Regions from separate parts of the Homo sapiens genome. Here region 2 is linked to region 1. Evidence: read pairs that join two places in POLR2A ChIA-PET (ENCODE). Cell type or tissue: Panc1. All regions are shown on one strand.

Region 1 (4,000 bases):
CCATCCTGGGTAACACGGTGAAACCCCGTCTCTACTAAAAATACAAAAAATTAGCTGGGCGTGGTGGCGGGCGCCTATAGTCCCAGCTACTGGGGAGGCTGAGGCAGGAGAATGGCGTGAACCCGGGAGGCGGTGCTTGCAGTGAGCCGAGATGGCGCCGCTGTACTCCAGCCTGGGCAACAGAGCAAGACTCCATCTCAAAAAAAAAAAAAAAAAAAAAATATATATATATATATATATATATATATATATATATATATATCCATTAACTTGAATAAATGTCATAGCTATACAACTAATGTGGAGAGTAATTTGTACCAAGAAAAATTGAAGCCACTATAGTAAATATTGCACATAGTGAGAGGAGATCTTTTAAATGTATATAAAAAAAGATAGACTTTTTTTGAAGATTAAAGATGTGACAAAGTTCTCCACAATGTATTTACCAAGTATTAGATGGCTTCAAACATAGACTTTGCTTAAGATGTTTAAAGCATTAAAACTAAAGGGGAGTAAAGCAAGGTGACAGGACAGAGGAAAAGACCAGAGTCTCGGCCGGGCACGGTGGCTCACGCCTGTAATCCTGGCACTTTGGGAGGCTGAGGAGACCAGCCTGACCAGGTTAGAGAAACGTCGTCTCTACTGAAAATACAACATTAGCCAGGCGTGGTGGCGCAGGCCTGTGATCCCAGCTAATCTCTACCCGGGAGGCGGAGGTTGCAGTGAGCCGAGATCGGGCCATTGCACTCCAGCCTGGGCAACAAGAGTGAAACTCAGTCTCAAAAAAAAAACACAAGAACAAAACCAGAGTCTGTGGTCCCAGCACAGTGTCCAAGTGCTGGACTGAGTGGACAAAAAGAGATGCCCTCAAGTACTGGCTGACTCTTGGGCAAGTTGCCAAATAGCAGTGTTTGGTTCATATTCAGGAAGTTATAACTGCAAGTCTATATATCTCATAGAATAGCAGGAAAATCTGTTTTCAAAGTAAAAATATAAGCACTACAAACTTTAAAAACAAAAACCTTGGCCAGGCGCTGAGGCTCATGCCTGTAATCCCAGTGCTTCAGGAGGGTGAGGTGGGTGAATTGCTTGAAGCTGGGAGTTCGAGACCAGCCTGGCCAACATGGTGAAACCCTGTCTCTATTAAAAATACAAAAATTAGCTGGGCATGGTGGCACATGCCTGTAATTCCAGCATCTTGGGAGGCTGAGGCATGAGAATTGCTTGAGCCTGGGAGGCGGAGATTGCAGTGAGCCAAGATTAAACAGTGCACTGCACTTCGGGCTGGGTGACAGAGCAAGACTCTGTCTCAAAATAAGTAATTAAGTAAATAAATTAAAAAAATACAAAATAAAAACAAAAACCTTAGTAGCCAGTGATAAGCCATAGTTGCTATGTAATGTGCAGTTGGGATTCTAAAAGTACAGTCTGAAATATAGGGTATTCTTTCATTTTCTAGGTACGGCTTACACACTGTGTTTTTGTAAGACTGCTTTTGTGAACTGTAGCTTATTTAGTAAAATGTACCCATGGCTGTCACAGTTATTGGGAGATGCCTGTAATTATAGGTGAGCTTAGTTGGTCATATACTTTCTAGGATATAGGGAAAGCATGATTTAATAGTAACATCCTATTAAAAAGTAGACTGTGGGCAGTTGTAGTATCAGCAACTTTTTTCTTTGAAGTTTTCTAAACTTCCTGAATTCTCCTATGACGTTGATTTCTAGAAAAATGAAATTTACAAGTACCTGTAAAGTTTAATAGTGTGCTGTTGCAGATGTTGTGTTCCAGCTCTCTGCTTTGATTTTCTGTTGGTAGGCCAGAAGCGGACTCCTAGAAGAGGGGAGCAGCAAGGATGGAATGACAGCCGTGGGCCGGAGGGGATGCTCGAAAGAGCTGAGCGGAGATCCTACAGGGAATACCGACCCTATGAGACAGAGAGGCAGGCAGACTTCACAGCTGAGAAGTTTCCAGATGAAAAGTATGTGCTGCAGTCCTCAGCAGGGCGGGTGGGGAACCAGAAAGGTTTTGAGAAAATGCTACTTTCTTTTTCTTTTCTTTCTTTCTTTTTTTTTTTTTTTTGAGACAGTTTCGCTCTTGTCGCCCAGGCTGGAGTGCAATGGTGCGATCTCGGCTCACTGCAACCTCCGCTCCCGGGTTCAAGCAATTCTCCTGCCTCAGCCTCCCAAGTAGCTGGGATTACAGGCATGTGCCACCACGCCCGGCTAATTTTGTATTTTTAGTAGAGACGGGGTTTCTCCATGTTGGTCAGGCTAGTCTTGAACTCCCAACCTCAGGTGATCCACCTGCCTTGGCCTGCCAAAAGTGCTGGGATTACAGGAGTGAGCCACCATGCCCGGCCCAGAAAATACAACTTTCTACTGGCTACTGCTTTTTGTGGTACCAGTCCTAGGAATGTTTTACTAATTTATGTGCAATTCATGTTACCTTAGATGATGGGAAGGATCTTCCTTTTTCCTCATAGATGCCTTTACGTCTTGGTTCAGGAAATGATTGTACAATTAAAAATGAATTGCTTGTTGGTAACTGAAGAGCACTCTTAAAAAGAAATTACACAGGAGTGTGTTGAACTGGTTTTCTTTTGAAGTTCTAGATTAGAGATATAATTTTGGACTAGGGATATAATTATGGTTTTTGATTTCACATTACCAATTTAGACTGCTCAATGGATTGAAATAAATTCCTAGCTCCACGGTCAGGTCAGTAGGCTGCCATGATGAAATTTGAAGAAGAGTCTGTTATGATGTGTAATACCAATTTCTGGAGGGCATGGCTGCTCTCCGAAGTACTCTAACATGGACAGAAGTCGTGGGCTGGTGGAGTGTTGCGTCGCTGCTTAGTGATGTGGCAGCATGGTGGCCACCGCACTCCACCTCAACACGGGGAGGGGTTGTGTCTTATGTTTGGCACTTGCTGCTTAAAGTCTTTGTTTAATCATTAAACCTGTTTATGTTAAACAGAAACAAGTAGTGAATCACATTTCAAGGAAAATAAAGTTAAACAAGCTAAGGAAGACTAGAATAGTGAACAGTTATATGTCAAGGGAGCCATTTTTCCAAACTCTTTCTGCTTCTTGACTGCTAATTCCATTCCATTTAGGATTCTGGCTACAAGTTTTAACCAAAAAATGTGGCTTTGTAAAACTATACTATAGAGCCTATTAAAAACAAAACAAAACAAAAGTCCAGCAGAGAGTAACTTAGCCTGGGTGGGCTGAGCAGGTGATGACTCATGCAGAACTGTTCACCTGGAAGTTACACATTCAAGACATTGAGATAGTCTATCTGCAACCATGTTGGAGGGAGAAACTTACAGAAAGCCTTAATTTTGCACCTTTTTTGGTGATTACTTCAAATCTGCTGTGTAGTAAGCACAGTCTCCTTGTTTCTGCAAAGCTTCTTGTAGCAGAGCTGCTTATTTTTGGAAGCATTTGGGTATTTATTTTCCCCTCACTTTAGGGATTCTGTGGAAATGAGGAAATTATAGTTCACTTGCACAAACCCATGTTTCCCCCCTTTTTTAGTAGCAAGACTGTGTAGTCTTTAAAAAGGATAAAATAGATCTTTATATGTGACATGAAAAAATAGCTATTAAGTGAAATAATACATATATGGAAGAGTAAGGTGGGATATGGAATTATGGAGGGGTTTTTTAATTTAAATAAGGTCAGAATTACAGAAAAGTTTTAAGAATTATACGAAGAATTTCCATCTGCCCTTCGAGACCCCCCACATACTAACTGTTTACCACATTTGCTTTATCATTCATCCCCCACCACACCACACAGCCTTTCTTTGTTATTTGAGAATAAGGTGTAGGAATGTCCCCTTACTCCTAAATACTTTAAATGCATTTCCTAAAAACATGATACAATTTTCAAAGTCATTAAAATGAATACAATACTGTTACCTAATTCTCTAAATTACGGAGTCTACAGACTTTACTCAGATTTCACCAATTGTCCCAGTGATGTCTTTTC
Region 2 (4,000 bases), 120 kb before region 1:
TCAGGAACTTGCACATGCTTAGGAAGTATTGTGAACAAATAAACTATTATTTGCTACTTATAAAGCAATCAAGTAATTGGGGTGGAGGACATGGTAGACAAAGAAGTTTAAGACTTCATTTTTGGCCGGGCGCAGTGGCTCACGCTTGTAATCCCAGCACTTTGGGAGGCCGAGGCGGGTAGATCACCTGAGGTCAGGAGTTTGAGACCAGCCTGGCCAACATGGTGAAACCCTATCTCTACGAAAAATACAAAAATTAGCCAGGCGCAGGGGCAGGTGCCTGTAATCCCAGCTACTACAGGGGCTGAGGCAGGAGAATCACTTGAACCCGGGAGGCAGAGGTTGCAGTGAGCCGAGGTCACGCCATTGCACTCAGCCTGGGTAACAAAAGCAAAACTCCACCTCAAAAAAAAAAAAAAAAAAAAAAAACTCAATTTCTGCTCTCCAGGAATTTAATCCCTAGCTGAGAAAATAAAATTAACCCTCTTGAGGTGACAGGTGACAATAAGGAGTATTTTATTCATGGTTGGCCCCTGCCTGTATCCAAAAACGATCTGAAAGTGTCTGAAGACTGCCCGTAAGTATGTGCTCAATAACATGATCGAATATAAGTTCTACTCACTTTCTATTAAGCAATACTTTGTTAGCCAAGTTTTAGAAACTCAATGTATTTAAAATGAAATCTTTTAAGTTTATAATTCAAATTTTTAAACAATTAAGGTAGAATTCTCTTCTCCAATCTGTACCATCTTGTCACATTTCACTGTCATTGTTTCATGAGTAATGCTTTGCCCACTTCACTTCTCAAAAGGATACACATGACAAAAATTAGCTGGGCATGGTGGTGTGCACACTTGTAGTCCCAGCTACTGGGAAGGCTGAGGTGGGAGGATCACCTGAGCCCAGGAGATGGAGGCTGCAGTGAGCTGTGATGGTACCACTGTACTCCAGCCTGGGCAACAGAGTGAGACCCTGTCTCAAAAAAAAAAAAAAAAAATACACGTTAAATGTTCCTAATTGTTGAAACTGGCTGATGGGCATATATGTGGAGTTTGTCATGTCACTCCGTCTCCTTCTGTATATGTTTGACAGTTTCCTTGCGTCATAACACTTTTTGTTAAATGTTCACTTATGAAAGAAAAATATAATAAATATAAATCTGTCTTTCCAGCAAGCCCCAAGCTAATCAAAGGAGCAGAAAACTTCCAAAAGAATTAAAGCCAAAAAGTTTATGCTTAAGGTAGTCAAAGACCAAAACAAAACAAAACCACAAAAATCATGGGAAACACTTAGTGTCTGAAATTAAAATAAAATTGGGAATAAGAGAAATACTTAAGTTTTAAATTTCAAACCAAGGGTAGAAAAACATCTATTCTCTCAAAGAGCTAAAAGTATTTATGCAAACAGTAAAATATCAATCAATCCATTAATAAGAAATAAATAAAAACTCTATATGTGTTCCTGATACTACAAAATCCATTGAGGGCTATTTTGTGACTCTCATAAAATATTTAGATTCTTCACCAACCTAAATTTTGTTTTGTTTTTTTTTGAGATGGAGTCTCGCCCTGTCGCCCAGGCTGGAGTGCGGTGGCACGATCTCAGCTCACTGCAACCTCCACCTCTCGGGTTCAAGCGATTCTCCTGCCTCAGCCTCCCAAGTAGCTGGGACTACAGGCACTCGCCACCACACCCAGCTAATTTCTGTATTTTTAGTAGAGACAGGTTTTCACCATGTTGGCCAAGATGGTCTCGATCTCTTGACCTCATGATCTGCCCGCCTCAACCTCCCAAAGAGCCGGGATTACTGGCGTGAGCCATCGTGACCAGCCCCAACCTAAATTTTTATAGATTTTAGTTTTATTTCCTTAATAATGATGAGACGGTATTAGTGGCATTTTTAAAATAATGCAGCATGATTTATTTTTAAATCATAAAAAATAATGTAGCATTATTTATTTTTAAAAAGAAATAATCAAAGGTAAACAACAATAAAGCCCTTCTTCCTTTAGACTTACTGTTGGAACGTGAGTCTTTTTCACTTTGCACTCAGGGTTTTTTAATCAGGGAAAAAAAGTCCTATTATTTATCTCTATTCATCAACTGTAATATACTAGATGTACTTTGAACCTATTGCAGTGATTCAAATACTAAAGAAAGTTCACCCGCTGAGTATTTTCCAAGGGCCTAATTTGTTAACAAGAGAAGCTGTCATCTCTGACTTTGTTCATCAGAGATAGAATTGAGGCACTGTTAATAGATCTATTGACTGTGTAAGTCCAAAGTCTGGGCTTGAATTCCCGGAGGAATGAGTCACACACACACATTTACCACAATCTCTGATCTTCTCCATCGCTCCTAGTCCCAGTTAACCAGGGAAAATGACTCATCAAGTTTCTTTCCATTAACAAGAGAAGTTAACATTTTGCTCTAATTCATTAATCAGCTTTCAGAACACTCAAACCAAACTTGGTAAACAAAAAGCAATTTTATATTACAGGCTAACACACCTAATTCATTTCTTTCTCCTATTTGGTTTACAATCTAAAATGAATTCCACCACATTCAAAAGGGACCAATGGGAAGAAATTTGCCCTGATTCAGTGAATACAGAGCAATGTTAGTAGTGGAAATCTCACTGTTGTTTTTTGCTTTTTGTTTTTTATATGGGGTTGATGGCTTTTTTCTTGCAGATTACAGTGAGTGTCTCATATATTTTGGCATCTCGTCATACAATACTTTTAAAAACTAGTCAAACTTGGCTGGGCGCAGTGGCTCACGTCTGTAATTCTAGCATTTTGGAAGGCCGAGGCGGGCAGATCACGAGGTCAGGAGTTCGAGACCAGCCTGGCCAACATGGTGAAACCCTATCTTTACTAAAAATACAAAAATTAGCCGGGCATCATGGTGGCGGGCGCCTGTAGTTCCAGCTACTCAGGAGGCTGAGGCAGGAGAATCGCTTGAACCCAGGAGGCGGAGGTTGCAGTGAGTCGAGATCATGCCATTGCACTCTAGCCTGGGCAACAGAGGGAGACTCCATCTCAAAAAAAAAAAAAAAAAAAAAAAAAAAAAAACTAGTCAAATTTTTAACTCCATGACTTGACTTGTACTTTGTTATTTTATAGAAGGCCTTTTATTATGGTTATAACTATACTCTATATCTTCTAATTATAATTTTTCTTATTGGTTTTGAAAAACAAATCTATATAGTTAGCACTTTGGTCCATCTGGAATTTCAATGATTAGCAGTCACTCTGGCGGCTCGAAGGTACTTACAGACTTTCTAAAGGAACTTCTGTTTGAAATCTTTGAAGTCTGATCAAATAGAAGAGGCTAAACAGGGTAAATATTCGGATATTCCAGTACCACAAGCCAGAATAGGAGGAGGATATTCTCCTAGAGCATTAGGATTTAATAAAGTATATGTTAGCTGAGCACAGTGGCTCACCCCTGTAATCCCAGCACTTTGGGAGGCTGAGAAAGGCAGATCACTTGAGGTCAGGAGTTTGAGACCATCCTGGCCAACATGGTGAAACCCCGTCTCTACTAAAAATACAAAAATTAGCTGGGTGTGGTGGTGCGCTCCTGTAATGCCAGCTACTCAGGAGGCCGAGGCAGGAGAATTGCTTGAATGTGGGAGACAGAAGTTTCAGTGAGCCAAGATCATGCCACTGCACTCCAGCCTGGGTGACAGAGTGAGACGCTGTCTCAAAAATATAAAATAAAATAAATAAAAATAAAGTATATGTTAGGTCTCTTGTACTTTCTATAAGGGAAGGATATGTTTTCACACATGAAGGAGAAAACAAACACTTTTCATATACAAATGAAGTAAATAAAGATGACAGTGGAGGATGTGTTTCTAGAGCCAGAGTGCCTGGACTGACCACCTGCTATCCTTGGGAATGTATTTAAGCACAATGCCCTAGATGCTTTGCCTATACGATAGAAATAGTAACAGGACCTTCTCTTCTGCTGTGGAAATGCAGTGAGATAGTTC

The links. Peaks named below come from ENCODE experiments on the same cell type or tissue, not always from the same donor. Only the 100,000 strongest peaks of a DNase experiment are listed, where the experiment ranks them.
Region 2: POLR2A ChIA-PET joins it to region 1 with 6 read pairs; 11 of 35 experiments call an interaction of 5 or more read pairs at or near these places.

Annotation. Positions count from the first base shown.
Region 1 is chr9:96,456,561-96,460,560 of GRCh38, forward strand. It overlaps HABP4 (hyaluronan binding protein 4), which reads left to right. Exons shown (of 8, transcript NM_014282.4): 2 at 1,819-1,981. Among named protein-coding and RNA genes, the nearest start is that of HABP4, 8.4 kb to the left of the region's middle. In Panc1, no CTCF peak of the experiment used is centred here; no DNase peak of the experiment used is centred here.
Region 2 is chr9:96,337,577-96,341,576 of GRCh38, forward strand. All of the region lies in intron 8 of SLC35D2 (solute carrier family 35 member D2), which reads right to left. All of the region lies in intron 8 of SLC35D2-HSD17B3 (SLC35D2-HSD17B3 readthrough), which reads right to left. Among named protein-coding and RNA genes, the nearest start is that of HSD17B3, 37 kb to the left of the region's middle. In Panc1, no CTCF peak of the experiment used is centred here; a DNase peak (open chromatin) is centred at 2,325; H3K27ac peaks cover 926 bases.